Regions from separate parts of the Homo sapiens genome. Here region 2 is linked to region 1. Evidence: read pairs that join two places in POLR2A ChIA-PET (ENCODE). Cell type or tissue: PC-3. All regions are shown on one strand. Links, peaks and the distances in the headings refer to the core of each region. The heading gives the core; the rest is flanking DNA.

Evidence for each region. ChIA-PET counts read pairs that join two places held together with the same protein. Peaks named below come from ENCODE experiments on the same cell type or tissue, not always from the same donor. Only the 100,000 strongest peaks of a DNase experiment are listed, where the experiment ranks them.
Region 2: POLR2A ChIA-PET joins it to region 1 with 6 read pairs; 3 of 35 experiments call an interaction of 5 or more read pairs at or near these places.

Annotation. Positions count from the first base shown.
Region 1 is chr15:35,916,919-35,933,750 of GRCh38, reverse strand. It overlaps MIR4510 (microRNA 4510), which reads right to left and starts at 6,895; the gene lies at 6,828-6,895. It overlaps LOC105370766 (a long non-coding RNA gene), which reads right to left and starts at 13,856. Exons shown (of 3, transcript XR_001751478.1): 1 at 13,718-13,856. RefSeq lists an enhancer at 3,372-3,431. In PC-3, for the core only: no CTCF peak of the experiment used is centred there; a DNase peak (open chromatin) is centred at 7,930.
Region 2 is chr15:35,972,041-35,988,872 of GRCh38, reverse strand. LOC105370766 (a long non-coding RNA gene) reads right to left here. Exons shown (of 3, transcript XR_001751478.1): 3 at 12,703-12,951. Among named protein-coding and RNA genes, the nearest start is that of MIR4510, 54 kb to the right of the region's middle. In PC-3, for the core only: no CTCF peak of the experiment used is centred there; no DNase peak of the experiment used is centred there.

The DNA of each region.
Region 1 (16,832 bases), core at 4,294-12,293:
AACGTGCCAGGCATTTTCCAGCTTCAGGGCCTTTTCACATGCTGTTCATTCCTTCTACCACACTTTTCCTTAGATATTCACATGACTCACTTTATCTTCTTTATACAAGTGTCGTCTCATTAAGGCCTTTACAGGCCACCAATTCAAAACTGTAGTGCCACCATCCCTGTCATCTGCTTCAGTTTCTCAATAACACTGACAACCATTCATACTTTTAATATTTTAAATGATCACCTGTTTAATATATTCTACCCCGCCTTACACTATCACCACTGGAATACAAACTCCGTGAGCACAAGGATTTGGATCTGTGTTCTGTGTCTACTGATGCAACCTCTAGAACAGTTTGAGTGCCTGGAAAATAAATGAATAAGCAAATAAGGAATTAAATCTACATTTCTCAGACACATAATTTTAACTAGACATTTGATATCTCATATGGCTGCCCACTGCTGTCTGAGAGAGAGATCCACAGCCAAACTCACCATTTCACTCACAAGCTCAAACCCCAGTTCTACAAATTATCTGTTAAGAAAGTGCACTGGGTCCTTGCTATCTTTTCCTATGAAATAGGGATAAAATTCCCTACTCTCAACATTTGTTCTTTCCCTGACTTCAATCTCTGCTTTGCTTTTTATTCCACCTACATAAGTACTCATTTGCAGTCTCTTGCTGGATGGTATTCCTCTTCTGAATGTCCATTATATGACAATATTTCCTGCTTATCCTTGTAAGCTGTGTTCAGACCTCTCCTCCATAGTCCTTCACTGCTGACTCCCCTTACCCTACTGCTCCACTCCCACATATCTTGCTACAGACTGAATGTTTCTGTCTCCCCAAAATTCATGTTAAAACCTTAATTCCCAGTGTGATGGTATTTGGAAATGGAGCCTGTGGGAGGTAATTAGAATCAGATAAGGTCATGATGGTGGAGCCCCGGTGATGGAATTAGATCCCTGATAAGGCAGTGCGAGGAACAGAGCTCTTTCTCTCTGCTGTGTGTTGATTCAGAGAGCAGACAGCCATCTGTGAACCAGGAGGAGGGCCCTAACCAAGAACTCAATCATGCTGACATGCTCATCGCAGACTTCAGCCTCCAGAACTGTGAGAAATAAATGTCTCTTGTTCAAGCCATCCTGTCTATGGTATTCTGTTACAGTAACTCAAACTGACTAAGGCATATCCGCACACGCCAGCTCAGCACCCTGGCCAGGCACTAACATTGTACTTACCACATTGTATTAAGAACATCTTTTACTGCTCAATTTCCCCTATAGAATATAAAATGCCCAAGGACAGGAGGCACATCTTTTAATCTTAATCTTTGGAGTCCCAGGGTCCTGGCAGAGGAACAGACCCATGTTAGGTGCTCAACAAATTATTACTGAACGATGAATGAATGCATGAATGGATGAATGAATAAACGAAGTAATATCACAAAGAATATTGGAAGTAATGACAATGTTTTCTTACATACTTTGAGTTTTGCATATTTTTACTGGAGCACTTAATAATATAGCTTACAGATGAAAAGTCACAGATTTGTGATCACTTAAAACATGTCTCCACTACTAAGCTAGTGAGAAAGCAAATAAACTAACTTAGTTTGACCTGAAATTATCCAGTGAAACTCTTATGTCAATATTTTGCAACTTTTTGGATAAAGTGGCCTCATGACTGTCACAGAAAATTGATAGTGAATGTAAAAATATAATGCAGGAAAAATTGTCGTCTCTTGTGTTTCTGCTGTAAAGAGAGTTTAAGGAGGTCTTGGACCCTGGCCAATGGCTGTAGAATTATTTACTTTCCCCCATTTGCTTTTCTTCCCTCTATATTTCACTTGACAAAGCCCAATGTTTAATCACATTACCTTCATTAACTGTATTTTCATTAAAATGACAGAGTTGAAAAGAGATAATAGTCTTAGAAATATGCTGCTCTTCCATAATCCATATTGCCACCTGTGGAAATCTTACAGGAAAGCTATTAAGAATGGAGTCTGATGCTGTGGCAGTAAAACTCACGGTATGTACTTATTAGGTTTGTTCTTTATGTTGCCTTCGAAAACTATATTCTGTTCTTTGAATATTACCATTAACTTTCATAATGTGCAGCCTTCATGTATATATGGTTTTAAAGAGTAACATAAAAATATAGATGTATAAATCAAGGACAAAAAAGTTAATTGGAATTCCATTATTAAAAAAGAAGATAAAAAGATAGCTCCCCCATTATTTTATATAAATAGCATACCAATATGATTTAGGGAAAGCTTACATTTATTGACCATGCTTATCACTGTATTAATAAGTATACTGTGATTATACATTTCTCCCTCCATGGTGTTAGATGCAGAGGTTTTGCCTTGACTTCATTCATTGGCTTTGGGTTTTTTGTTTAGTTGAATTTAAGAGACTCCTTTGAGGAAGAACGCTTAAACAACAAATTTGATGTTTATGTATTGCTTTGAAATATTGAGATTAAGTTGCCTTAAGAATCTGAAGATGTCCTCTAACTTTTGTCTGTATCATGTAAAAAATGAGTTGGATGAAAAATAAAGAAACTATAATGTGCCATTTATATAATGATAAGAATTATTTCCAAAGATGATTCTTCTAATTTTTGAGTGGCATTAGCTGTCTAGGCAAGGCCAAGGGCATTAATTATAGAGAAGATGCTAGGGTGGAATACTTATGTACCTTTCATTGTTATAGAACTTCATTTGGGAGTTAATATCAGTGCTGTCTCCAATACCATTCATCTGACACTTGGTAAATGAGTTGTCAGTAAAGAAGAAAATATATTAATAGTTCAGATCAGTTGAAATGGGTGCTCTTATGTGTTTTACCAGAAAATTCCCCCTTCAGTTAACTCAATATCTTTTCTGACACATTTTTGTTGCACTAAAGTGTCTTTTATGGTGTGTCAGAGTTATGAATACTGATAGACCTTCTCTTAAAGTGCCCCTCAAGTTCACTGCCATTTGCTCATTAGGTTTGCTTTTTATTGCATGTCAGAATGTGCCTCCTTTTACGCACCTACTAATAAATGGGAATTGATGAGAACTGTGTCTCCAGAGCAGGCGGTAAATTCAAAGGTCTTAAATGAGGAAGTCTGTGAAGCATCCAAGACCGGGGCATGTGCCTGTGGATCTTGATCTGGCATATGGGGCATAGCTTATTTGATGTTAAGATTGAAGAGGCACACTTTCCTAAGCAGTACTTGAAGTTCAGAAATGGAAACAGTCCATTTCCCCATTGATCAAAGGACAGAAAAAGCTATCTTTTTAGAGATGTCTCCAGACTCATTTTCAATTGAAATTTATTTATGTAAGTCACACAAATAGTAGCTTTGCAGGAAGTGTTAGTATACTATTTAGAACTCTACCATAAAATTTGTAAGGTGAAGGGGTCAGAGGTAGATGAAGATGTAGCAACAAAGAAAACGATGGTGGTTACTACCTAGCAGTGGAGTCAGGGGACTGGTATGTATAATCACTGGGTCATTTGCAGAATGTGAAGATGAAACTATAGCTGAGGAGGCAAAGGGATGGGAGAAGAGAGCAATGCCTCTGTGTCAGGTAGAGTTCTCTGTTTGGCTGAGCACAGTCTGGAAACCCAACCCTGTGCTGCCAAGCTCTGGGAATCATCTGACCACCATCAGCATCTTCAGAAGGCAGCTCTTTAGTTCATGGAGATTTGCTGAAATGGCCTTGGTAAGCACCTATGATCATGGGAAAATATGTGAATTAGGTTTGCTGATGAAATGAGATATAGAAAGACACGTGTTATATGAGTTTCAACTGTGGCAAGGAATAGCTTGCTGACTCAAAAAGAAGGCAGAAAATCAATCAGCCAGAAAGTCGCAACTACCCAACAACGATCCACTAGAAAGAGAAGGGAACCCAGAACCCTTTCAGAAATTTCAAATTAGTGTTTCTCAATTATTTGTCTATTACTTTTATGGTTTGGTTCATATCCACAAAGTATTATTAATTTAACATTTTTATTTAAATTAGCCTTACCCTGTATAACAATATATGTGATATACTAGTTTTATATTTTCTAATATATACTAAAATAAACACATAACTATGAAAATTAAAAATTTAGTAACCCCTGGTCTACCTTAAATCTTCTCATGTTCTGCCACTGGGACAACTTCTGTGCTTTGGGGACGCTACGCTAAATGAAAAGAGCAAAATGTCTCTCACATATTTTGGAGAGGACCAGACCAGCAGGTTCTGGGGAAGGGATTTAATATTATTTGTTTGTAGTTTAGACCCTGCCTGCTTCCAAGAAGATTTAGAAATTATCACATGTATACAATAAGGCTGTTAAAGTAAAAAATGTATAAATATCAGAACCCTGCAGAAGAGGAAGCAAATATAATGTCCCTCCAGGCTGAAATAGTTACCAGGTTGAGTATTAAATTTAGCTCTGTGCTTTCTGGAAAGGTCAACATTATATCTAACTTGCTCTTGGGCTTTATGACCTCTGTTGAGCCTTGTTACCTAAGGGAGATACCCATATGGAAAAACACAGCATTCTTTTTCTATGTTAAGAAGTGTTGAAGTTTCCTAGAATTTCTGTTGAAAATTCCACATACCCAGACATCAGTTTCAAACCTGACAGGTTTTGCTAATAGGAAGAGTGGGAGAGCTGGATCTGTCAAGGTAAGCAGTACGTATGAGAGTCAGTGAGGCTTGAAGTAGAGGCTTGCTTGGCAGAGGTGAGAGTGCATCTGAGGCTCGATGTCATGAATCTGTGGGCAGTCACAACTGCTAACTCCTGTCTAGTGCTGTGTTCCAGTTGTCTACTGCTGTCTAACAAACCACCTTAAAACTTCAGGCAATTAAGACAAAACTTATTTAATATTTCTTAAGGCCAGGGGGTTGATTGTGCCCAACTGGTTGGTTTTCACCTGAGGTCTCTCAAGCACTTACAGGCAGCTGTCATCTAGGCCTGCAGTCACCCAAAAGCTCAGCTGGGCTAGAAGTTCAATATGGTACGCTTACATGTCTGGTAGTTGATACTAGCTGTCAGTTTTTGAAAGCTTAGCTAGGCTGGAGCAGCTAATCACGGCTTTGTTGTATGGTTCCTGCTTCTCACTGCAGAGACTGGGTTCTTGGAAGAAATGTCCTATGAGCAAATATTCCAAAATGTAGGGATCAGGAGTTGCTGGGCTACTTAAGGGCCATATGCAGAACCTCAGTTGTATATTATTGAATAGAGCAATCACATGGCCTACTCAGATTCAAAGTGGTTGGAAAAATAAACTTCTAATGGTGTAAGGACAAAATCACAATGAAGAAGAGTGTGTAAAGTAGCAAATTATATTGTGACCATCTTTGGAAAATATGATCTATCACATCCTCCAAGAGCTCTCTGTACTCTGGAATCAAAGCAGATATAAAGAATACAAATAAGTATTTTGGGAATATTATTTAAGGCATGGTATAAAGTTATGTAAGCACTGAACTGTAAGATGTAGTGACTTTGACATGTAAAGAAATTGATTATTTAATTGTGAGGACAGGAAAGAGCTCTAGACCAAAATTCTCCTTCTGGCTGTATATTTTATTAGCTATGTAGCCTTGGGATAGTAACTGGGCCTTCTAACTGTGTCTATATAACAAGAGGTCTGGATTGGATAATCTGTAAGAGACATTATCATTCTTAATAACTAGGAAACCATGGGCTTGATGCCTATTTGCTTACTGCGGGTCAGGGAGAATAATATGGTGAATGAATTGCTTATAAATCAAAATAACACATTTTGAACAGGGTTTGCTTTTCTGGGAATCAATAATTGACATTAAATACTGTAGAGAAAGTTATTGATGACATTGATTGTTAGATTAGTCCTTTGGCTCTAGAGTCAAAGGAAGGCATTTCCTAATGATCTTCTATAATATACAAACTTTAAGTTTCTTTTCTATGTATTTCACTCTAATGTGAACTCAAATAATCTCTGACCTGCTAACAGATGTGGAAGCTGACAAATTTATTTGTAAGCAGAATAATTACCTCTTAATATTGATTTGTAAATCCATGTTGCCATTCATTGAATTTCTCCAAGTAGAAACAAGATATATCCAGGTCTACGACTGTGGATGGCTACATGTGGATCCCTACTTAATATTGAATGAGACAATGCATATCTGTCACAAGGTAATATATGATAGCTGTATCTAATTGCATATAAAAGAGGACCAAGCCAATTGACATCTCTCTGCTCTCAAGAAAACAATGTGAGCAGGACATAGATGTGTCTTGTGTTCCACACAGGGGGATTTTGGAGTTGTGGTAAATGAGATGGATTCTCTCCAGCGAACAAACCAAGAAAGGGTTGGAAAACAATATAAAATGGTCAGACATCTTCTGGATAGAGATTGTAGCGGAGTTTAGCATAGGATATGAGCCTTGCTAGGTTTTTCTATAATGACAAGTTTAAACAGGACCAATTTGCATTTTTATAAACAGCAATCACTTCCTAGAATTCTAGGGTTTCCCAAATCAAACTCCTGAATGTCAGTCTCTCCCACTTCAGTCATGGGTAACTGCCCTCTCTCTGAGCATTACCCCTCATTTATCTTAAGGAAAATGATAGACCAGTTTGTAGCATATCCTAAATTCTCTACTTAAATTGTGCTGCAATAGACACACAATGAGACACCATCAACTAAGCAACCACTGAATGACTATTACATACAAGACACTGTATTGGAGGCTATCAAAGGGTATATTCATTCATTCATTCTTCTTCTTTTTTTTTTTTTTTGCTTATTCCATGAACATTTCTGAGTGCCTACTTAATGACAGGCTCTGTCTGTTGTGAGAAAAGATTGTAGTTGTCTATCTAACAACCATACATCCTACTCCCTCACATACACACTATTCCACAGAGGCAACCTGGTATTCATCTTAAAGGCAACAACTCTGGGGCCAGATCACCTGAGTTACAACCCTGCTGTCACTACTGAATAACAGTGTGACCTTAATTAATTAATTAATTAATTAATTAATTAATTTATTTATTTAATACAAGGTTATCTTGCTGTCTCACCAAGGGTGAAGTGCTTTGGCATGTCCATAGCTCACTGCACCCTCAAACTCTTGGGTTCGAAGGATCCTCCAGGTTCAGCCTCTTGAGTAGCTAGAACTACAGGTCCACACAATCACACCTGGTTAATTTTTAATTTTTTTTGTAGATATGGGGTTTCACTATGTTGCCCAGGATGGACTCAAACTCCTGGCCTCAACCCATCTTCCCACCACTGCCTCCCAAAGTACTGGGATTATAGGCATGAGCCGCTGTGCCTGGCCCTTAAGTTACTTAATATCTTGATAAGTTATAGATAATAACCACCTCATATAATTTTTGTATTAAATGATTTAATACACATTTCTATATCTCTTTATGTATGTTTAATAACTCTTAGAATAGTGCCTCCCTTGTTGTAAGTGCTGTGTAAGAGTTGATTTTGTTCAAGTCTTGGTAGGCCATATCCTTCAAAGGAGACTAAGTCCCTTCTCAGCTGAAGGTGCATATCAACTCTGGTTGAAATGACTCATGTAAATTCCATTCTCTTGTCCATGATGTAATGTCATTCTGTCCAGTAAAATGTGAGGGGAAGTCTGGGGTGGATTTCTAGTACAGTTTTTCTGACTTTTATGAAAGAACATAAGGAAGAGATGGTCTATCTTCTCACCTCTGGAAGTTATTGTTGAGGATATAAGGTTGGAGTAACTTGGGGATGTGAGGGGCCACGTAAGGACAAACACGAACATTCCAAAGATGGCAGAACAAAATGTGGAAATGAAATGGATCCCTGAGCCATTCATTGAGCCCTTGAAGTCAGTGATCTTGGAACATACAACAGGACTTGTCAGACAATAAAGATAACAAAGCCCTCATTGTATGAGTCATTTTGCTTGTTTTCTGTTACTTGCTGGTGAGGTCATCAGGTGAACTGACACATCGTTCTTCCCTGATCATGAGGATTCATGGTATCATTAAAATTTCTTTTTTATTTAAACAAATATGAGAAACGAAACACGCTCAGACTTTCTAGTAAGGAAAAACAAAAGCCCACCTCAGAGGACGAATAAGCAAGCCATTTACCCTAATTCAGGTGTGTGGTATTTATTTTAATATGTATAAAAATTACAATAGATACAAGTGTAAAATGGTGTGAGATTGATTTCATCAGTCTTGTCACATAAGAAGAATAAACCTCTGGGTCACTCTCCGCTGCACGATGGCATAATAAATAAGGAAAACATGGTCATGACTCCTTCTCTATGAGAGATGCGATAGTTGATTAAGTGCAATCTATTAGTAGCTGCCAGTAACAAGAAAGGTTAATTTAAACCAGATAGTCTCAGGTTTCAACCTCTTCTATGGCTGCAAATCTGGATAGGTGTCCTTTGCTTACTGGTTCAAGCTACTGACAGGCAGACCTGAAATGGTTTTGGCTTCTGTCTGTGGCCCCAGAGCCAGGCAATCCAATAACAGTCTTTTCCCTTTAACTCTCAAACATAGGGATGATAGTGGCTTTTTGCTACTGTAATGTCTGGGTTGCCTTATTATCATTTGTTTGGCTTCTCAGCACCTCCCTCTATTAAAATTCCTCCTATCTGGAGTGACTATTGTTGTCCTGATTGATACGCTATCCTTGGTTTTATTCTGAACTATGGAAATCATAGACATTAGTTGTAACATCCAAGACTCAACCTTGACTTCTCCCAGTGATCCTACCTTTCCAATCATTGGTGATCATACCATCTTCAGTTGTATTTCAGAGGGGACTTACATGCCCCTGATTGCATGTATTCCCCAGACAAGGTCAACCTGGTTGAAACACAGCCTCAGTCTAGTATATCAATGTGTAATTAGTTCATTGTTTCATTTGACCTATGAATAACTATGACCAAGAGGGTATCAGAATTTATACAAAGCCATGTTATTATGGAATTCTAATATAGTTTGCTTTGCTATATATGATGGTGTTTTCATGAGGAGACTTTCATATATAAATAATAGAGAAAACTTGTAACATGGACTGTCCCACATAAGCAAAGCCACAACAAAAAACACATGAAAAGAACTATTGAAGGGCGAATGGTGGGTAATAAAGTAATGGAAATTATGCAATAAGACACTAGAGAGCCAGATAAATCTAAATCTCTAACAAGTCATGCAGGGTCTTAAGGTTGCAGCCCATGGCAGTGGAGAATTTTTGGGTGGACCTCACTCTGCTGTGCCTGCAGAGGGGTTGCCCTGGCTTTCTATCTTCCTTACTGAGAAGAATTTTCAGCAGTTCAATAGAAAACATTTACTGGGGAAAGGTGATATTTTACATAATGATTTTCCTGCCTTTGATTCCGCACATGTTGTTTTGTCTTTGAAATGTGCTAAAAGATGTATGTAAGCTGTCTGGCACTTTGTGCTTTTACAACCTGTGTTGTTTCAAATCCACAGCAAGGCAATTTTAAGTATTTGGGGTAGCACTTTCTTATGTCTGTTCTTTCTTTCTCCAGGCAGATGAGCTCATCAGACACTATTAGCCCTAGCTATAGAAGTTTAGAGGTAAACCACTGTCTGAACTGAACTAGTAAAACTGCTCTAAGCTGCAGTTTCCCTGAAAGTAAAGTATTAACTATCTATCATGTACTATGATGGATGAAGCCCATTAGATAAAGAAAAAGTCTGTTTTATTGGTTGAAAAATAATTAATCTTTACGAAGGTGATAAGCCTCATTTTACTCTTCATATTTGGAAGGATCTCGTGTCTTGAGCTTTGGCATGAGCATGCTGAGATGGCTGAGTGCAAGAACCACAGATGCTTAAGAGGATATGATGGAAACTTCTAGGTTTGTTACTAAACCAATTCTCTAACTTTTAAAGTGACACAATAAGAATAACGGGGTTAAGATGTGTTCTGAATTTTCTGTAGGAACATGTACACAAAATCAGATTCTGCTCTACAATGTAACAATTTTAGCAACTTCTTGAAATACCTCTATTTGTACCATTATGGTTTGGTACCCAAGTTAAAAGTCTCTGCATATCAGAAGGATGTCACTTATGGGAAAGAAGAAAGAAAAGTTTACTTTCTAGAGTATATTATTTTGGAAACACAATGTATTGTTTACGTGTAATAAAAATATAATGGTAACATTCAAACATGTTCATATCACCTCGTTGTATTTTTAAACTATAATTTTTGGCAATCATCAAGGAAGAAGAGACAATAGGGTGCATTTTAATTACAAAACAAACAAAACAATTCTCCCAGGCATTTCTGATGCAAAAGAGTTTGAGGATGTATGTCTTGGCAGGTCCAAAAATCAAAATGCAATTATTCTTTATATTTGGTTTTGTATTTTACCAGTGATAATGTAACAATTTTACCCACATATAGAACATAAGTAAATTATGCTACAGGTCTTGCAAAGCAGTACATTATTTTGCATCCACAGAGCTAGGTTCACACAACTTCTGCTTACTAGTTGTGTGACTTCTAATAAATATTTAATCTCTATGACTACCTTTTCATCTGAACAATGGAGATAATACCTATCTCGTAAGATTGTTTGAGTAGTCAAATGAGATAATGTAAGGAAAATGATAACTCACAGTTAATGCTTACTTACAATTCTCATCTAGATGTAATTTCCCTTTTTTTATCTTAATACAGAAATCTGAACACTATGGTTTAAACAATGTTCTCTGAAACATATAATTGCAAAAAGTAAAATCAAGGGTACCACCAGCCTAGAAATTAAGGATTTGGTAATTATTCCTTCTCCTGCCCTAATCATTCAGTTATTGCATTACACAAAACTTCCCAAATGTCCTACATGTCCATGATTACAACTTCCTTAGGACTTTTATTAACAAAGGTAGTGCACAGAACAATGCTAATTTTAATGTTCAACCAAGGCAGTAACCAAAAAACAGAATTCCTATTCCTTTGTTTCCTGGACATTATGTCCTGTAGTAACATAAAATGTCATCATATAGGTAATTGCCTATCCAGCTCTGCATAAGACTGGCTTTGAACCTGTGTAAGTGTATACAACTAAATTTGTCTAATCCTTCCTGATCTTGCTCTGATAGGCTGAAACCAGGTTGACCGTGCATGTGTGAATGGCTATACCGTATTGTGCCTTAGGGCACTGTGGTGGAGGTTGCTTGTACATAAAGAAAGGAATTACCTGAAATAGTGCAAATGGATTGTGAAAAATATTGGAATCACAAGATTTCAAACCCTTACTCATTTATTTACACAGCCAAAATCATAGATATTTGTTATTTCTAAAATAAGTAATGAGCAGACAGATGAAGAGAGGGGACTTCTAGAATATTTCTATACTTTTCTGAGCTTACTAATACAAATATCCTGGCCTTCTCATCTATAAATACCATCTTGCAGAAGTTCCATCTCTCTCCTGAGCTATAACTAAAAATTATAAAAGTTGTCATTGAGGCTTCCAACTTTGCCTGTCACCCTTTGGTTTCGTTATTCTTTTTGCTGTCTTAAGTTTCACGGGTAAAATAGAAAGATGCATCTCTAGAGCTTTTGATCTTAAAATTCCAAGGAAATACTAGTAAATTGCTTTATCATTTTGGGGGAATAGTAATACCACTGATGTAGTAACCATGAATAGAATAATTTATGACAAATATTGTCGATAATAAGAAATTTTAAGTTTACTCCTCCACAATATCTCATCCTGATGTGGTATCTTCATGATGACAATATTAATAATACATAAACATTTTTACTTTGTTTTGCTGATATATTTATATATAAATGTATGTATGTATGTAGTTATGCTTTACTAAGGAGAGGGGCAGGGGATATATGAGAAGAGAATCTGCTAATCAAAGGGCTCTACGTGATACCAAGTTAACAGTCTACCTGGTCTTCCCTATCTACTCCCCATACTCCAACTTAACTAGTTGCCATGACATTGGTAGACAAAACTCAAGATAATCATAGGCTCCCTACTGGTCTGCCACTATGATGTGTTTAGAATTCAAGTCTTCCCAGATCCTGTTTAGCAGCCCAAATAAAACAGCAACAATAATAAAGGAAGTTCTACTGCTTTAAAAAAAAATACAGTGAAATGTAAATAAATTGTTAAAATAACTATTTTTCTAACAGAAACCTATAATAGAGAAGAGTCTGAGTCAGGGCAGCTGCATTAACATTAACACAATTAAGAGCCAAGCAATTACACACACATGGCCTACCAGCCTACCTGCTGTTTGCTGACCCTGCATAGGAGACACATATGTGTCACAACTGTAGCCAGATCAGAGTTGAAGGCAGAGCCCTGAAATTCACATTTTGTTAAAAAGGGGTGTTTTCTGAAGCATATTTACATCTCAGGCTTACATCATGTCTTTACATTTTATAAGGCATAATTTGAAATTTTCTGGCCCACTCAGATGGGAGCCAGAAGACAATGGAAGTATTCATTACTTTTGGCATGATTCTGTCTGTTCCTAGAAGAATCTTAAACTGTCATTGACCTCAATACATTTTTCAGCTTAAACCCCCATACATCTATGTAAGTCAATGTGTTCTTTTTGTATTTTTGCATTCTACTCCAAACTCAGCCACAAAAGTAAACTTTTGGCAAAAATGATTTAGGTTCAGTAAAATACCAAATAGGATTTGCCAAAAGTTAATGTCTCTTATATTTTAAGCCTCTGCCTATTCTGGGCAAAAGGCAACCCACATGTCTCTAATTCATTTATACTAAATGAGGTGAAATATTTTGTCAGTAGTCCGCTGTCTAAAGACGTTTTTGAGGTTATTGAATTAAGTTTCTTTTCCCCTTGTCTTCATGTCCCCATTGATCTGAATCCAAATACTTACTTTATAACTAGTGAAGCTCAAATAGTAAGTGATTCTTTTCAGCTTAAAGCCTAGTAACATGTGTACTCTTGTTTCTCACTCTTTATCAAAGTATTTATGACCTGATTATTTATTTGAATATAGTCTTCAAATACTTAACAAAATCTTACTAAATTATACAGTTTTCTTTGATGCTAAAACAGAAAAAAGAAACCTGAATATAAAAAAGCATGTCCCAGCTTGTATCAGAATAAAGATTAAATAATCATCTTCTTGTTCTTTTCACTATTTGACTCTACTTTAAATAAATTAATGTAGATTAACAGTCTCTTTTTCTGTTAGCAGCATCCAAAACCATGATGTGTCTTTTCCCATATTAAATATTAATACATAGATTTAATATGGAAAAGTTGGCTTTTTCTGACCACTCCTTCAACCACAATCATACATATCCAGTCCCTACTTACAATTTATGATTTTTCTTTGAAAATAATTGAACACTTCTGTTGCAATCCTGTTCCAGTATTGCAAAAAATAAAAATTTAAAAATGTAAATTCCACTGAAGGTCAGATATGCTGATAACAGTCTGCAGCCTGATACACTTGAAAATACTGCGCGACATGCAAAGGAAATTTCATGAAATGATAACCCATAAAAGAGTTATGTGAAGAACAGCCATGGACGTATAGAGTCAGGGCACTAAAGCATGGTGACAGAGACTGTTTTCCAAAGAAATAGTTTTCCTAACCTCAATCTTTATGTCAAATTGACTGAACCCATGTCAGAAAAAACTTTTCTCTAAACTGAATTGCTCATATTGTTGCTTAAATCTATTTTACCTCATCAAGTCATCTGTAAACATTCAGTCAGCTGGATCCCAAGCTCTCCTATAGTAACATGTTATGTTCCTGAAAATTATCAATGGGCTTGGGAAGGGTATGAAGAAATGAGACACTGATAACTGCGCTTCATGATGGAACTGACTAGAGAACGGAGCACAGTTTATTGGGCAGTTACATGGATATTGAAGCCAGGGGGCTGCGGTTTAAAACCTCACTCTGCTATCTACCCACATATTCTCTTTGGATACGTAACCTAACCTCTCTGTGCCTTCGTTTACTCAAATAAAAGAAAGGCTACAATGGAAGTTATTTTATATAACTATCATAGAATTAAATAAGCTAACACTCGTAAAGCAAATGTAGCCCACTCCCCCCCCCCCCCCACTGCCACCTTACAAATAGCTCATTCATTCCTTTTTTTTTTTTTTTTTTTTTTTTTGAGATGGAGTCTCGCTCTGTCGCCCAGGCTGGAGTGCAGTGGCGCCATCTTGGCTCACTGCAAGCTCCACCTCCCGGGTTCACACCATTTTCCTGCCTCAGCCTCCCCAGTAGCTGGGAATACAGGCGCCCGCCACCACGCCTGGCTAATTTTTTGTGTTTTTAATAGAGACGGGGTTTCACATTCATTTCTATCTCTTTGTCTTTCTAGAGCCCACTGCCTGTGTCTTTGTCAAAACCTGCCCAACTAAAGCATTAAAACCAGGCTACCTATCTACCTCCTCCTGGAAGAGCTCCAAGATTAATTCTATTTAATGCCAATTTCAATCTTACCTCAGGACTTGAGTAATGATTAAAGTATTTTTACAGAGATTTATTGTTTTGAAATCATATCATTTTATATATCTGATGTCTATCTCCCCAATTAGAAAACCAGCTCGAGAGCAGAAATATATTTCTCTTTTGTTTCTTGCCTACTCTATTTCCTTATCTTTACGACACACACACATACTTTAAAGTTCAAAACAATTTCCTTAGTTCATTCATTTAAGAAGTCAATGTCACTAAAAGAGACATTTAACCTAATATTTTTTAAAATTTTTATCAATACAAAATAGTTGTACAAATGTATATGTGATATTTTGATATAAGTATATAATGTATAATGATCCAATCTGAGTAAAACCTCTTTATTATTTGTGTTGAGAAAATTCCAAATCTTCTAGCTATTTCAAAATATACCATAAAACATTGTTAGCTATGGTCACATTAGTGTGCTATTAAACACTAGACCTTACTCCTTCTAACTGTATTTTTATACCTATTAACCATTCTCTCTTCATACCGTCTCCCCACTGCCCTCCCCAGCCTCCAATAACCACCATTCTATTCACTACCTCCATGAGATCAATTTTTTTTTAGCTCCCTCGTATGAGTGAGAGTATGTAACATTTCTCTTTCTGGATACAAATAACATAAAATTTACCATTTTAGCCATTTTTCAGTGTACAGTTCAGTAGTGTTAAGTATATTCACTTTGTTGTGCTACTATCTCCAGAACTCTTCTATTTTGCAAAACTGAAACTCCGTACCCATTAAAAGCTCCCCCTTCTTCCTTCCCCCAATCCCTGGTAATTCCTATTTTACTGTTTCCTTGAGCTTGACTACTGTAGATGCCTCATAAGTGGAATCATGCAGTATTTGTCATTTTGTGACTGGCTTATTTCACTTAGCATAATATCCTAAAGCTTTATCCATATTGTAGCATGTGTTGGAAAACCCTTCCTTTTCAAGACTGAATAATATTCCATTGTAGGATAAACATTTTGCTTATCCATTCGTCCATTGATAGACACTTAGGTTGCTTTCACCTTTCAGCTATTGTGAATAATGCTGCCATGAACATCAGCATTTGCCATGTGCTGTATATATCTGAGACCTTGCTTTCAATTTGAGGGGATATATACCTAGAAGTGAAATGGCTGCAAAAGAGTTTGATATCTAATAGTTATAGATATTTTCACACTATTAAAGAAATCACTGATGCTCTATTAATATTATAGTCAGTTATTGAATGTTCAGACCTGACACTAGACACTGGGAATGTAAAGATCAATAGGATGTGGTCCCTACTTTTAGAAAGCTCACTCACAAGATTTCAACTTCATGATGTATAAACATTCATTGAGTGCATGTGAGTCCTAAGAAAGAAGAGAAAGGCTTCATAGGGGAGGTTACTTTTGAGCTGATTCTCAAGTTATAAGTAGAAATTTACTAGGTAGAGGATCAAGGAAAGGCATCCTAAGGGAAAGAAATAACAGGTACAAAGACACAAGAGGTGGAATAGCACAGTAGACTGAGGGAATCATGAGGTCAGTGTGGCTGTAACGTAGGCTGCGAGGCAGGAACCGGAGAATGAAGAACTAGGGTGAGGCCAGATTGAAGTCTGATTGTGAAGGACACTGGATGACAAAGTAATAGTTAAATTTAACTTGTAGGCAAAGACATTTTCAGAAGGGTCCATCAGGAAAGTGCTGATGTGAATTGCTTCTGAGAATAAGAGAGGGTGGTAGGGAAGATTGGTGCCAGAGATAATAGATAAAAAGCCATTGAAAAAGCATAGGCAAAAGATAATGAGGGCCATCTTTTTGTTTGGTTATTTCTGGTAAAAGTGACTGCTGAAAAGGGTGTGGGGAGACAGAATACCAGAGACTAAACCTTGCTATTCCCTTATTAGCTGTCACTTAACCTCTCTGAGTTGTGGGATCCCATCGATAAAATATGAACAATAATACCCAGAGGATTATGAAGATTGAGCAAAGTGATGCTTATGAATGTGCTTTCTAAACTGCCACATTATGTGCAAATGTAAAGTGATCTCAATATTATTGTTATATACTCATCAATCTGATAATTTATTCAGAGAAGTGCATTATTTTAAATGTATTTTCCAGCTAACAAGTTATTCTATTTTCACTAATAACACAAGGTTGAATAAATCAAACCTCATTAAATAGAAGTCAATTCTTTCCAGTCCCTTGCATTTCAAATTAATGATGTAAAATGGTGTGGTAGGAAAGAAAATGGAGCTGACTAATCATTTCTGATCTACATGGATCCATTTTTGCCCATGTTTTCTCCAAGTTACATGACCTTTACTATCAGTGAGGACTAC
Region 2 (16,832 bases), core at 4,670-12,669, 55 kb before region 1:
TATTTCAGACTTGATATATTCTAAACATTACTGATATAGTTTAGATTTCACAGCACCTATTCAACTTATCAAAGTTCTCTATTCAGCAGATCCTGGAGAGTTCTCACCTGGCCATTAACATTCCCAGGTGGGTCCCTATTTCACAGCAGAGATTTACTTTCAAGAGGATGAAATCTTTTCAGTTATTTAATAATGCCTTATGTGACGTATTTTTAAAAAAACATTAAAAATGTCACTCAGAATCCTTCCTTATTCTTAATTCCACTTGGAGGGAAAAAGAAACTTTTTAAAGAAGTGTTATTCAGAATTATTCCTAATGCCACTTGACGGGAAAGGGGAATTAAGTGAAGCCATAGTGGAAGAGCTGATAAGAAATGTCTTAACACAGTATTCTCACATTTAGTGTCAAGCATTCTGTTTAATATTGTTACCTATCAACCAGCCATTCATCACTCACCAAGTCATAAAACATTTATTTTGAGTAAGACACAGTACAGGGTTCTGTACTCAGATAGTTTCTAACCTCAAAGTGTTCACAGTTAAGAAGAGTAAAACAACAGCAGCAAAATGACGACTAACCATTAGTGCAAACATGGATGCATGCATCAAGCACAGAAATAGCACCAAGGAGGGAAAGATTTTCTCCACTGGAGGGTCAGAAAGGCATTTCAGAGAAGATAACATCTGAATTGGCACTGGAAGTGTGAATTTTAGTTCACTGTATAAAATTAAATGAGAGGCCTTCCTATTTTACAGACAATTACCATAGCAGAGAATGGAGATCACTAGGATATAATGCCTAAATAAAAAATCTCACATTCTCCAAGTTCCCCCAACTCACTCTTTTGATCATTCTTGTATTTTATGCTTCTATTGTACTCAAATATAGGGGCTTATTTGTACGTCCATTTTTAATTGTCCTCAAATTGCTTTCAGTTTTTCTTGCTAAAATAGAATTTCTTATTCTGACTCCATCTCAAACTAAGGCCTATTTTGTGCACAATGACCTTAAATGCTATTTGAATGAAATTCCATTCATAATAACCTGTATGTATCATTTTGTCACTGAAATGAAAAATGGCACATGGATGAGATTCAAACATGGTGGCTTAGTGGAGCCAAAATTCTGTTGTACATGTTTTCTACATGAAAAGATCCAGAACAAAAGGACTCATTATCAGATTACAGTCTCAAATAGAAACAGTTGGGAAATTTAAAGCACTAAAATAAGACAATAAAGAGGAAAGCCTACATGTTGGACTGCACAGATTTCTTGGAACAGATAATATGTTTAAAGTTATTTAATTGACTTATTTTGATATTTAAAATATTTACAGTACTTATTTATGCCTTTAAATAATCTCCTCTTTATCAAAAAAGATCTATTTTAGATGTTAGTCCATTTTCCGGCCCTAACCTTTGCTTTAACTATTTTTTTTTTTTTATTTAAAGCACGCATTGCTGTCTTAGTGCACAGTTATCCCAGACACTTTTTGAATAAAAATTCTTCAAGAGGAAATCCTGGCTTCATTACAATTCTCTTTTTAATCTGTTAAAATCCATCCAAATTTGCTTTCTCTAATTGCATAGGAGATTTAGAGAAACGTCCAAGAATCTCCAGGACTTGTAACCTTTTTTTTCCTTCACTTGTTTCCAAACTGTGTCTGTGTTGTCAGACAAAATATTGATATAGCTTGCTTAGCTAGATTTAGTAGAATCTAGGACAGTGATTTATAGAGTAGAGGCAAATCCATGCTAAACCTCAAGGTCTGGAAGTTTAAGGTTTATGTTGATATCTATTTGGAATGGTATTTCCTCTACTTGCTTATAAAAGTAAAATGATGTGTGAATAGGTAACCAAGAAACACAAAGCATAATGTTTAACATTACTATGCTTGCCACTTGCATATTAGAAGGTGTGTTAGTACTTTAAGGATTCTCAAAGTGAAAACATGTCAATGCAATAAAGAAGGGCAGAGTAGTGCTGAGAGTACACTGAAGATTGAACAACATCTTTTTAGACTGAGAGGGACAGAAAGCAGGCTGCAGGCAGATGAATTTCACATTAGACTAAAAAAGGAAGTTTATAGCACATCTGGAATCTGAGCACATGTATATGTATGTATACACACACACAGATGGAGCTGACAGCATATATGGCACAGACGTGTGTATATGTATATACATGCACACAACATAAGCACATGTGTAGAGTATGTGTGTTTCTAAATATAAACACATAGACTATTATCATTGTCCTCGGGGTATCAGCTTGTCAATCCAACTACTGAGAAACAGGCCAGATTGGCCTTTTGCCTCTAGCAGGATGTCCCGAGGTAGGCTTTTGCGTGTGGCAGGCAGCCAGTACAATACATCACCACAGCTGGATTAGGAGGATAACGCCAACAAGGCCAGACCAGGAATAGGAATAAATCCTGATGGTAGAATTATGTAGGGGATTTTAGAGATTGCTTATCTTTTTTTAAAATCCCAAACCACTATTTCCACAGCCAAAACGGAAGGAAACAGTTGTCATTCAGAAAAGGGTGAAGAAAAGGACAGTGGGGCGCTGGAACTAGGACATGACCTTCTATGAAGTTGAGAGTCCAGCCAGCAATTACAGACTTGGGAATATTGCAAGACAGAGTTCAAAGGTGTCCAAGAAAGGCCTTTAGTGTTTGGATCCTGGATTCAAGTTTCCTGGCCCTATTTACTGAGCTTTTCCCCAGGAAGTTAGGGATTTAAAAATAGCTCCACTGTGGGGTCCAGGTTTACACAGTGTGTTGATATCTTCACATATAAGCTAATAGCATCTACCTTAAATGAATAGAACTTGTTCCATCCTGTAGATCCTGACATTTAATCTTTGGGTTTTAAACTGATTCTCAAGAATCTGCTTAAATCAGATTATTTTCTTCAGGAAGAATTGGAGTTTAGTTTGCCAATATCTACTTTGGTTACTATTTTAACACTTTAAAAATCTCAGAATGATTTTTAAATAATAAGCTCATAACAATACAAGAACATTTTGCTTATTAGCATAACCTTTTACCAACCACATCTACTCCTCTTATAAAAATATAAGAATTCAGAATTTGCACTTGGTGGCCATCTGTTTTCTCTCTGAACATTACTTTTAAGTCCCTTTCTTTGGGTTGTTATTAAGATATTTTAAATCATGATGTTCTTGCATAGCATGTCAGATAGAAATAATGATAATAAAATAAGTGTGTAGAGCAATTTACTTAGAAACAGGAGAGAGCAAAAGAAAATTAGCGAATGTTTAATTCTAGGCAGAAGGCCAAACTATCCCAAACCCCCTCCTCCATCTGCCCTTGCCATATTTTTAAAAACCCACCTTCAAGAAGTATAAATTTCTTTGTCTACAGCAGCAAAGTTTCCACAGAGTAATGTGTAATGCGGGGGTTAAGTTCAAGGCCCTAGAACCAAACTGACTGAATTCAACCCCCAGCTCTGCCACTTCATGGCTGAGTGACTTTTGGAAGAGTACTTAACTCCTCTGTGCCTTGGATTCTCCATCTGCAAAATGGGGGTGATGTTAGTCTAATGGATGGGTTTGTTGTGAGGCTTACCTTAGTTAATGTGGGGAATGCATTCAGAACTGTGTTTGGAAAGCACTTAGACAGCACATTGTAAGCCTCAAACTGCTGGCTATGATGGCTTTTGAAGAATGCCAACAATCATAGTCATCTGGTTCATTAGTCTGCCTTTAGTCAAGGCTGCACATGAATGTAGTCTTTAAGACCTTCATAGGTGACCACTTCCAGGTGTATTTGTATTCACGAACATGCTATTTCCTAATACATCTGGAAAAAATGTAGCTGCTCATCCTTAACTCCTTATTCAACTCTTCTTAATAGGAGCAAAGGGGATTTCTGTGGAGTCAGCACAGTATCATGTCCCTGGTTCCCCCTGGTTAGTGTATATTTGGACTGTGGCCAAATCCCCACTAAATTGTATATTAATCATGTTCATTGGATTCTGCTGGAAAAGAATGATAAAAGAACGAGGGAGGGAAGCATTTTTATTAGAGCTCAATGTGTATTTTGTTTTCTAAACAATGAGCATTTGGGAACTGAGCTTCTGTGTTAGGAATATTTGTATCTTAATGTAAAATAATTGCATCAGGAAGCATTTTGGTTTTAGTCCAACTTCAGTGCCTTTTAGAATGTGCTAGTATATAGCTATCCAGGTGTATTTTTTTTGCACATTCTCATAGCAGGAGGTGCGTGGCAGATGCTTTTACAAGCACAGTTAGGTGCAGAGCTGACCAAAGCTAGAAAACCTCACTTATTGGACAGACGAAGATGATTCAAAGCTTCACAACTGTTTATTCCCCATTACAGTATTTAAATGTTCAACCTTTTTGTTCTCCTAATCCCTAAAATAATTATGAAAATCTACTTTTAAGTTAGATAAAATGTTCCTTAGTGAGTTAAATTATATAATTTCAGACTTGCTGTGACTATTGACATTTGAAAAACAGATTTTCTAAATATTATTGGGATTTCAATTTAGCACAATCTACTTGAAAAACACATAAAAGAGATTATCTTCAACAATTGAGACTGTTACAGCTTTCCCTTTTATCCTCAAATTGTATGTTTATTCCAATTTTTCTACTAAATTTTGTTTTAATACATATGTTAGTATCCTTAAAGGTCTTTTATTGATTACCATGTTACTTCTCTGTAGTAAAAATGTGTGTAAATTAAAATCTTATTTATTTTTATTTGGTATTAGGCTCTACAGTAAAAATATTTTGGATTTGGTTACCATTATTAATTTTATTGGTAAACAAATTATGAAAACAGCAGAAATAAGTTATTAACCTCAATAACAAAAATTATGTACAATAAATTTCATTATTTCATTGGACATGTATTTCTTAATGACATGGATGTGTCTGGCTTCATTTTTAATTAATTTGTGTGTTTACAGATGAACTTTATTGCCAGAATGAAACAGTTCCATATCAATTATATTTATTTTCTCATTTATTGTTATTAGAACTGAAAAAATTTGTTCACACAAATAGAGAGATGGAAATTAAGGTTTCCTAACAGCATGCCATCTCAATTCTTGGTAGTCCTGTGAGCTATATGCCAAAATATCACATCCTAATATATCATCAAAAATTATTTTTAGTGCTCTACATCTAACAACTTGAATAGATACTCCTTCAGTTTTACCGAAAGAAAAGAAATATATACAACCTCTCTTGCAAAAGTCTTTGTCACCCAGTCATTACAGTCATTCACTGCCTTGATTTCTGGGAAGTATACCAACTAGGCTTTACCAAGACCTATCAGATAGCCATTCATTGTTCTTGCTACTCATTCGTTTTGAAGCATTTTATTTAGCCCTGATTCACTCAAAAGAGGGTTGGAAAAATAAAAATATTGTTAGTTTCAATACACCTGTGAATATATTTTAAAATAAAAATCCTTTCATCTTATCACATACTTTGAACATATTTTGTCAAAACTTGGAGCTGAAAATTCAGTTCATTCCATTTTGGGAAAATATTCACCATTTAACATACATGGTAATGTCAGTTCTCATTGTCTAAAACCAATCAATCAAATCAAACTAAATTTTTGATATTAAAAAAAGTCTGATGTTATTTTTCAGTTCACAAATATGTTATTACATGCCCCTGTGACAGCATCTTACTTATGAGTTCTAGTTCTAAGATACATTATGTAGATAAGTCAGCAGTAAGTAGGTAGCTAGTTATAAAGATAGATCAGGCATGGAGATTTGCCTTAAATTTGTCACCTTGAAGAAATTAGGCTACCTGACCCTTCCTATTTCTGCAGGCTCTCTCTTTGCTTTGCTTTCAAGGGGCTCCCCAGTGGGAACCATTCACTGCTTGACAATATTTGGCAGAGGAAAAGGGCAAGATTCTTGTAAGAATCCCATTCTTCCTTCTTAACAGACATATGCTTAAGAAAGAGAATGACCTTAAAATTTATAGTGCTTTGATTACAAGTGGTTTAACAGATAACAATATTAAACATTATTCCTTCTTTTGGCATGCTGGAGCGTTTTATACCATAGGGCCAGATGAGTGAATGGGAAAACTTTCTTTTGAAAAGCAGGAGAAGAAGGACAATTATTAAAGAGGAGGCAGAAGAGGAGAACGAGCATTGTGTCTCAGCCACAGGCCTATTACCAGACAAAAGTTCACGTGGATGTTGGAAACCAGCAAATTGATTTCCTTACAACTATTGCTGCCACAAAGACCTTAGAATGGCATACAGCCCAAGTACATGTATCCCATGTGAAGACTGCTAGATTATAGGACTCTAAGTACCTCTGCATGTGATCTTAGCAATGGAACTAGTGCATATCTCATGCTTAGGTAGGAAAAGGGACTACCTACTTGATATGATTTTAAGGGCTTGAGGAGCTTCTCTGTAAACCCCACTGCCCCAGGTTTTGATGCCTGTAATTCCACTACTAAAGATTCATTTTACCTTTATCACCTATAAAAGTGCTTTTTCAATCCCTGGGGAAAAAGTCTTTGAATCATGTATCCTTATAACTTTGCACCTTACACTTGTACTTTACAAGTGTGAATGAGATTTTGATCCTTGTCTGAAAACATGAGAGTGGGACAAGTATAAAGATTGAAGGAGGTAGAAGGAGATAATGGCATAAAAAGGGATTACCGGACCCAGACTGCTTCATTTTGTTTAAGGATCATTATGTGCTGTGGCTTCTAGGTCCAAGGGACTCTTGACATCTATCTGTGAGTTTCTATGATCCATAAATGCAGATGAGCTTAACTGCATGAATAATCATATCCACAGTTTATTGTGGGCTAACATACAGCAACACACAGCAATTGTGTGTTACAGAGTCCCAACATCAGTCTAGGTTGTATAGATATTTTATTACTACGTTAAACCTTGAAAGGATTCCATGTGTTAGGTATTATCATCCTGTTTTAGGAAACAGAAGTGTTCTCTGTTACACAGCTAGTATGTTTGCCTGGTTTCAATGTCTGTAGTCTTTATACTATATACAAATTGTCTTAATCTGTAAGACTAGGCCATGTTACACAAATACCAGATATCTTTCCATTCTCATTGTTTTGCTTCCACACACAATTATTAGTGAGGACTATATTAAAGTGAAGATGATTTAGGGAGATGCAAGAGAGTTAGCATCACACATTCTACAGCTATCAACCTCAGGCATGGCTCTTGTTCTTAGTCTCTTTTTGGCCTGAGGTGGAACAGTCTCTTCTTCCCATGTGTTCTAGTTCTGTTGGCTCTTTTTCTTCTCTTCCTGGACATCATGATTTCCAACCTCAAATGCCTCTCTCCTCTAGTAAAGAAACTCATTAAGGTCAAAATTCTGTCCCCAAACTGCATACCTTTTATTCATTCAAATCAAAGCTATAACAAAGTCGGACCCTACTATTACTCTTCAAAACCATTTAGAAGCTACTTATTGTGTCTTTAGCATGCTCTTTAAGGGTCTCATGCTCATTTCAAGGAGCTCCTCATGGAAATGTTCCAACAAATGTGGGCTTCCCACTTCAAGGAATTGTTAGGCCTACTGCTAAGATGATCAAATATTATTTATGTTGTTTGCATTATAATTCCATGTTAAGTAGGTAATACGAGTAAGCAATGAGGCAGGAGATGGTCACTTTTTAGTACTCTTCATTGCTATATAGAATCAGAAGATGATAACTTCTCTGTATTTTTCCTTTGTGAGTATAACACCTTCCCTATCAAGTTCACAAAGTTGTTGTGAGGATCAAAATACATTACTTAATAAATTACTTATGTTTTCCTTGAAAACTATTTGTTCTGAAAGGTATGAAGTACTATGCAAATGGAAATGACATTTATCATCATTATTCTAACAAGTTCTTCTTTAAAGAAATTAGGATGTTAGGCAGATGAGTCATATGAAAATAAACTCTCTGGGTCTAGAAAAAGATCTGTGTGTAATCATTTACTGAACAAAGACAAGTAAGTCACATGTGCATCCAGGCTTACAACCTCTGGCTTATAGGAAAAAATTATAAATAAGATAAATCTAAACTTCTTATCAGCATAGAAGGACCTTCAGAGTTTGGCCTCTCCTTCCTTTTCAATCTCACCTTCTCTCTCTCTTCACACCCTATACTAACCCTCCTGAAAGCTTTATACCTTCTTACATCTATGTCTTTGTACATGCTGTCTCCCAAGCCTGGGATTTCCTTTCGGGTTTGTTGGATGAACTGCCACTCAACCTTTAAGACACAAATCTGACTTCCCTAGGCAAAGTGAATTGTATGGTTCTCTCTACTGCATACTCCTGCAGGGTTTGGCATGCAGGCCTACTGTACCTTTTTTTTGGAGATGGAGTCTCGCTCTGTCGCCCTGGCTGGAGTGCAGTGGTGCGATCTCAGCTCTCTGCAACCTCCACCTCCCGGGTTCAAGCAATTCTCCTGCCTCAGCCTCCCAAGTAGCTGGGAATACAGGCACATGCTGCCACCCCCGGCTAATTTTTTGTATTTTAGTAGAGATGGGTTTTCACCGTGTTCCCCAGGCTGGTCTTGAACTCCTGAGCTCAGGCAATCTGCCAGCCTCAGCCTCCCAAAGTTCCAGGATTACAGGCATGAGCCACCGCGCCTGGCTGCATGCCTACCGTTCTAATTATTCCTGCTAAAAATTATACGCCTTGGCTGTCTGCTTTTTGCTAAGCAATTTATTAAGCCCTTTACATTGAATATCTCAAATGTTAGTGATTAAGGTGTAATCATTTATTAATCTGTTCATTCAAGTTCATAACAGCTAGCTTTGTTGGCTGCATGAAAATAGAACCTTTCCAGGAAATGTCAAAAAATAATTTTGAACAAATTAACATACTGAAAACCCAGTTTGTGGCAAGCACAGTACTTGGCACTGGGATAAGGTAAATGGGAGAATTTCTGTCTTTAGGGAGGTCACAACCTAGTGGGGAAGCAGGCATTTAAACCAACAGTTGCAGTTTAAAAAGACTTAACATAGAACAGGAGAAACCTGACACTGCCTAAGAGTGGCCATGCATCCGCTACCAGATGATAAAGAGAAACAGGACAGGGGAAAAGCTTAATGAAGCAGGAAGTTATTCCCGGTGCTACAAGAAAGTGGAATACAAAGTTTTGCCTATACAGACAAAACTTTGGGGCACATTGTAAACTTGGGGTTGCTTTGTAAAGTGATAACAAATGTCATGAGGTCATAGGGTAGTTCACAAAATATTGATCAAAACCAATGATTTTTATCAGCAGCTTCTCTAAAGCCTAGAGCTCAACTAGGAAAAGTTGCCATCTTGCGCCGAGCATTCCATCTACCTTCAAAATGGAAAATATAAACATGAACAACACATTTGGGGTGACTGTGACCACCTGACCTCCCTCCTACCTTAGGAGACATTTTTCTCATTCCTCAGCTGGAACTCTTGCAGATTTTGACCTAGGGATTATCAATAGCAGAGACATTTCTCTCTTTCTCATTCTGTTTCCAACTACAGAAGAGGTCATTGATAAAAATGAACACTATTATGGTTTGTTTGTGTCCTCCACCACTTCATATTCCTATGTTAAAACCTAATCCCTAATACAACAATATTAAGAGGTGGAGAATTTGGGAGGTGATTAGGTCATGAAGGCATAGCCCTCATGACTGGAATTAGTGTCCTTATAAAAGGGGCCCTAAGAAGCTTGTTACCCTTCCACCACAACTCAGCTAGAAAGTGCCATTTATGAAGCAGAGACCGAACCCTCACCAAACATGGAATCTGCAAATGTTACAGGAAAGGGGTCCCAATCTAGACCCCAAGAGAAAGTTCTTGGATCTCACACAAGAAAGAATTCAGGACGAGTCCGCAGTGCAAAGCAAAAGCAAGTTTATTAAGAAAGTAAAGTGGTGAAAGCACAGCTACTCCACAGACAGAGCAGGGTAATCCTGAAAGTACGAGGAAGAATGTGTCCACCCTACGTACAATACTTGTTTATATTCTGGATAAAAAAAGATCATGAAGCGATGTGCTCTGCTCCAAGGGTTTGTAATAAAGGATTAATTTTCTTAGTTACTATATTTGGCAAGAATCATTATTATTACCTTTAAAGCAAAATTAGAAATGCCTTTGTTCTCAAGATATTGGGATATTAGGCCATTCCCAAGTCTGGGTCTGTTTAGTAAACATTATCAATCTGTTTCCTTAACTGTAAACATCTGGAGGCTAGGAATACCTTTCTGGGAGTGCAGCCTAGCAAGTCCCAGCCTCATTTTCCTAGCCCTCACTCAAGATGGAGTCACTCTGGTTTGAACGCCTCTAACACTGGTGCCTTGATCTTGGACTTCCTAGCCTGTAGAACTGTAAGAAATAAACTTATGTTGCTTATAAGTCATTCAGTTTATAGTATTTTGTTAGAGCAGCTCAAACAGACTAAGACAAACACTGAGAATGAAAAGTAGCCTCAACATAATCTCCAACCAAATCATAACCTACTACCATCCATAGACTCCGAATTAATGGACTTTTACAATAAGACATGTTAACATTGTTAGAAATGAAGAAATTATTTATTTATTTATTTTTTCGTGGAGACAGGGTCTTGCTATATTGCCCAGGCTGGATTCAAACTCCTAGACTCAAGCGATCCTCCTGCCTCGGTCTCCCAAGTTGCTGGGATTACAGGCATGAACCACCATGCCTGGCCTAGATATAAAGAAATTATATAAAAATGCATAATACAAAATATGGCAACATTTTAATTAGATTTAACAGAGCTTCACATAAATTAATACAGGACGCATCTGAAATATGAGAAAAACTGTAGTGTAGAAAGTTGTAACAGAGATTAAAAATATAAACATCTGTTTAGATGTTAAACTCATGGAGGCAAGTGTTTGTCTTAGCTATTTTGTTCTGCTTTCTTTTATTTTGTTCAACTGGCTCATGGGTAAGAGGAAGAGAAAAAAATAATGGCAAAAATATAAAAATCAATTTTAGTATATGCTGTATTTAATATATATTAAGATTTTAATACATGCTAAAGTTAAAAATGTAATACATATTGATTTGTTCAAAATTTGTGTTTGACATTTGTTGGAAAGTTTCTATTTTAATACAACTAACAAACTTAGTTGTTATTAATTTGAATTAACAAATTAGCAAGTGATTACACCTTAATAACAAGAATTTGAAATATTTAATGTAAAGGGCCTAATAAATTGCTAGAAAAAGCAGATAGCCAATGTATCTGGGTCTTAAAGGATGAGTGGCAGTTCATCCAACAGACCAGAAAGGAGATCCCAGGCTTGGGAGAAAGCATATGCAAAGACAAGGACATAAGAAAGTGTAAAATGCATAGCAGGTAGTTTAGGGTGTGGAGAGAAAGAGAAGGTGAGATTGAAAAGGGGGCAGAGGCCAAACTCTGAAGGTCCTTTTTTGCCATGATAAGGAGTTTAGAGTCTATGTCATTTATCATTTTTCCTACAATCAGTGGTTTCAACTCTAGATGTACACATGAGTTACCTGGGGAGATTTAGAAAATACTCATGATCATCTCCCTGCAACACGTACCAACACATAGACAGATTTTGCAAATGCAAATATAGGACACACAGTTAAATTTGAATTTTAGATAAACAATTATTTTAGTCAAGTATGCCCAGTGCAATATTTGGGACATACTTACAATACAAAGTATTTATCATTTCTTTGAAATCCAAATTTAACTGGATATCCTGTATTTTTTTCTGGCCACCCTATTCCATCAGAACAAGGGAATAGAATCTCTGAGGTGTGGCCTGGCCACCTGTGTTTTGGAAAGCTCTCCAGGTGTTTTTCATGGGCAGGCAGGGTTAAGAAGCCGTGGTCTAAGTCATGGACAATCATCCAAGTATTTCAAACAAGGGGGTGGCGTGTTTAGAAAGACCACTGTGTAGAGACTGGAAGAGGGAGAGGCTGGTGGCAGAAAGATCTGTGAAAAGATATTGCAGGCATCTCGCTTAGAGATGGAGTTGGCTTAAACCAAAGCAGTGGTAGTGAACATGGAGAACAAAGAAGATCCTTGACGACTGGCATGGTGACTAATAACTTGTGGGAAGAAAGGGGCACACTAGGAGCAGAGGATGGCCACTCACCATCCTTAGCTCTACTCCTTTCCTCCCTCCTATAGCTTGGGTTTGAGCACGGCTGCTAGGCAACCATGGACAGGATACTTATCCTGTATAAGACTCAATAATTCTTTTATAAAATGGGGAGGGGGTAATATTTACCTATTTTGGAAAACTGTTGTAAGGATTAACAGAAAAAGATACATTGAAAACCCTCATTATTTAATAAGGCATGCTAAGCACCCAATATATTCTGGCTGTTGTTACTATGTTGTTGGGATTATAAATTTAAGCAGATTCTAACACTTTCTCTTCGCCCTCACATCCTCTCTCCAGTTCTTTGCTGTTTCTGGTTTCTTAATCCTGTTTCTCTCCCCTTTTCTTCTCCCTCCCTCAAAAATGGCTTTTTGAATTCTACAGTGTCAGGAGATACCTGTTCAAGAACCTATTTGCTGAGGCCAGTTTAGACTCACTTCAGCAGCAGGAAGATAGAATCAGGCTGAATGCGATAGCCATTACTAATTCCAAGACTAAGTAACTGTAGAATGGCTTAGAAAATCACAGAACTATTCCACGATTCCATTCTTTAGATAGCTGAAGTAAAAGAATAACAGGCTCCAAGAATGTCACAATGAAAAGAGGTTTAGCATGTATAGACCTTCTACAGTGTTATGTAAATCAATATAATACCTTCACATAGGCGCAAGGTTTTTACTTAACTTTTTTAACCCGTGAAGATCTCCTTTTACATCCAGTATTCTGGAGAGGCTACAGGTAGAAGAGTCAAGTGGGCAGGCTCTTTCCTGGATGGATCCTGAATCAAAAATAAATTAATAAAACTTATGAACGTCATTTTGGGAGCCACCTGGGAAATTTGCATATGGACTGTATCTTAGATGACCACATGAATGAATGCTTATTTTTATAGTATGGTATGGCAATGGATTGTGGTTAAATGTGAGAATCCTCTTATTTTTAGGGGTATATCATTATAAAGGCTATAACTTACTTTTAGATGGCTTAGCGAAAATAATTTGAAAAATAAATACACATACAGACACACATAGGTGAATACATATCTCATATATGTATATATGAACATGTGTATGTGTATGTGTGTGTGTAGAGAAACAGAAAGGAAAACACAACAAAATTGATGAATCTAGCTGAAGGGTATATATGCGTTTGTTGCGCTACTTTTAAAAAGAAAATAAATTTAAATTTAGAATAAAGAAGAAGCAAGAAAAGTACGCTGAAAAATAATTAACACAGAATATTGTGGTAATGACTATTATTGTCAAAAAAAAGGTGGAGGAGCAGGTTCCAGAATCAGACAGAATTTGGTTCTAATCTAAGTTGGATCACCTGTTTATTAGCTAGGGAACATTGGGCAAATTAGAGAATCTCTCTAAGCCTCAGTTTTCTCATCTATAGAAACAGGGTAATAATAACAATAACAAGAATAGCTAGGTGTTATTTAACTGTCATTGTTGTAATGATTAAATAATAAAGGTAACATATTTAGCCCCAGTGACTGGCACATGCTAAGAGCCCGGAGCTCTCTTTGACCATTGTAATATCAGAGGACCTGAGAGTAAATTCAGGAAACAGCTAGCTGTATGTTCACTCTATGATTTCCGCTGGGTTACTTTTTTCTTTAGGATTTTTAAAATTTGTCTGCAAGAAACTGGGACATCAGTAAAAAGCTGGACCACGCTTTTGCAGGATAAATAAGAAGAAACAGAAAGCCTCTTTCTGTAGAGTAGGTAGCATAAAGGTGGCATTCCCTCTCAGTGTCATCTCTAAAGCCAGCAATAAACAAATCATAAAAAATGTGCTTGGAAATTTCAGCTCTACAGCAATAGCTGAAACAAAAGCAGAAAATTGTAGCTCTCTGTGTAATAACTAAGCCTCTCGTTATGTGCTGCTGTATTAAATATAAAACATTTTCATTTCCTTTGTATAGGAAATTCAATAGGGCCTGAAAAGGGGGTCAACCAAGTACTGCGACTTTCACAATAAAATGTGAGTAGTGCTAATATTCCTTTTCCAACTCTCGAGTGACTGCAAATAACCAAACAGATAAAATGTAGCTTTCATAAAACTGGAGGTTTGGTGGAGAATTAGCATGAGACTTGTGCTCTCCACTTGTTAGGGGAAGTTTGGCCAAGAGCTCAGATTTATGCCATGAAATTTAAATGGTTTTCTCCTGAGATTTTCTTGACAATATCATTGTATGTGGCTGAGTTAGTTTATTGGCACCTTTGTATGGGGATTGTTTTTGGAAGAGTGGGGAGAGTGTCGGGTAGGGGTGAGGGTAACCTATTGCTTTAAGAAACCCAGAACTTATGAGGCTCTAGGGAAGTTTAAACCCCAGAATTTGGAAGAGTAACACATGCAAGAGACTCCAAATGGTGAGGCAGAATCAACAACATTTACAAAACTACGTTGGGAAAAAAAAATAACATGATAAGATCACAGTTCTTTTGTTGGGGTGTTTATAACATAACACATGGCTTCATCTCGCCAGGCTTCTGAAATGAGAATCATATTGCTAGAAGATTTTTATGGATCAGGCTTTAAATTCACATGCAAGTTTGCAGGGAATTTTGTACAAAGATGAAACTCAAATAGAATTAAAACCCAGGTATTTTAGCATCCAGGAAAGGTTATTCATGGTGTGCATGATACAATTTTACTAACTTAGAAAGAGGAGATCACAGATTGAAGTTAAGGAGGGAGGTTAGGCCTATAAGCATTTCAAGCAGAATTTAATTACAAAAAGGGTGGCAGAATAATGGTGCACATAGCTAAAGGCAGCAATAGATGCAGGAATTGTAAATCAGCTCAAGCAAGCTGAGAGAAAAAGGAGATCAAAAGGAAAACAAATCAACTTTCTTAAAAATATCCTAGGGTTAACTGGAGCCAGCCTCAGTGGATCAGAGAGTCAAGGCTTTGTCCTTTCAACGTCCCTGTGCTTTGAAAAAGACACAGAAACAGCAGTTCACTGATTTCCACAAAGGCCGAAGACCTATGTCATCCACCCAATTGAATTATTTTGTGCTCTACATGTGCTCACCCTATATTGTCCGTCCCCTTACAATTTTATCTCCCCATGTATACATTTCTCACACCCTGGGTAGGACACAATTATTTCATTCTTGCCAACATTCACTATATAATCACCTTGGGAACTGACATTTCATTCTTGCCCTTGCAATACACAAGAGGAATTAAAGGTCCATGTCCTCTGTCTTTAATGTCCTATTCCTTCCATGCATTTCAAGGATAGTAGCTAAATATCAATGCAAGAAAGAATTCATCTCAAGCTGAAACTTAAAAAAAACACACACATCCAATAATAATTATACTGTTTTTTAAATAACTATATTTCTGGACAAGGAAATAAAAAGAAGCAAGGCCAACATAAAAATGCCAAAATAGCTGAGAATGCTTGGGAGATGGAGCTCACAATGGGACTGCCAGAAAGCTTGAGCTAACATTAGAAACATGTGAAAGCTGGCAACTCAGGCTCACGTGGAGCTAGAGAAACAGTGTTTTTGTATATTCCAGTTCCTGTTGGTTCTGATCCCTTGAATGTTGCTTGGGGTATTACACTCCCAATTCCAAACAAATTTCAGCTAAACCTCAAAATATTTTCAATGATAAGAAATCAAACATGATTTCTACTAAGCCTAAGTCAGCTCAAATTTCAATAAATCTTCAAGAGTCTATGTAGAATAGAGAGATGTTAACAAAACTCTCCTAGGAAAGCACTAACCATTCTTATATCTAATTTTCAATGGTTTTTAGTTTTGTCTTTTTTGGCTTTATATTCTTGGTGAATTCACTCCTTCTCCGTTGCACCTCTCAACCCAGCTTCTAATACTTCTGAATCAGGCTCTTTATTTTTTTAAAAGTAAACCAATTGACATTTATTGGGCAGGTGGTAGCCAGGCGTCTTCTCTGTAGGAAGAGAAAATTATTTTAGAAGTTTCCCCCACTCTCCTGCCTTTCCGACTAAGTGAATTTCAGCACCTGATCCAAATCACAAAGGTCATCCATTAGCAGAAAGCAGAAACTAATTTGTCTTTCCCTGGCACCTTTTATACTCCGCGATCATCTAATAGTTTGCATAGAGTTAAGTGGGAGCCTTAGACAAGAATGGTTTGTATCCAGGTGGCACATTAGAATGTCACCAAGTTCTTCCAGCCGATTTATAACATATTTTAGATATAAGGACCTACCGAGAGAGTGGCTGTTAATTTATTGACTAGTACACTTTGCATTTAATTGTCTTTTTTTGCTAGATCCCAAATAATAATTTCTGTTCTTAATTAATAAAATAGTAGCAACACAAATAGATTTATGTTAGATTTTTCTCTTTTGTCATGCTGTCTTCTCTCCTCTGCCATTCGTTCAACAGACTATTATTTCAAAAGAGTAGACCTAGAAAATACATTTGACAGGTTTAAACCAATATTTAATTGGCATCATGGTTACTGTGACATCCTAGATAGAGATGGAACGTATGGGTAGATTTACCCTCTGCCTCCCATTGGCTTCTTCTATAGAAAACAAGAGAACAGATTGATCAAGAAAACACAGAAGAATAAATAAAGGTGAAGAATCTGCTGAGGCAGCCCCACATGAAGAATTGCATTAGTTATTTTTAGATTTATGCTTAGAAGACAA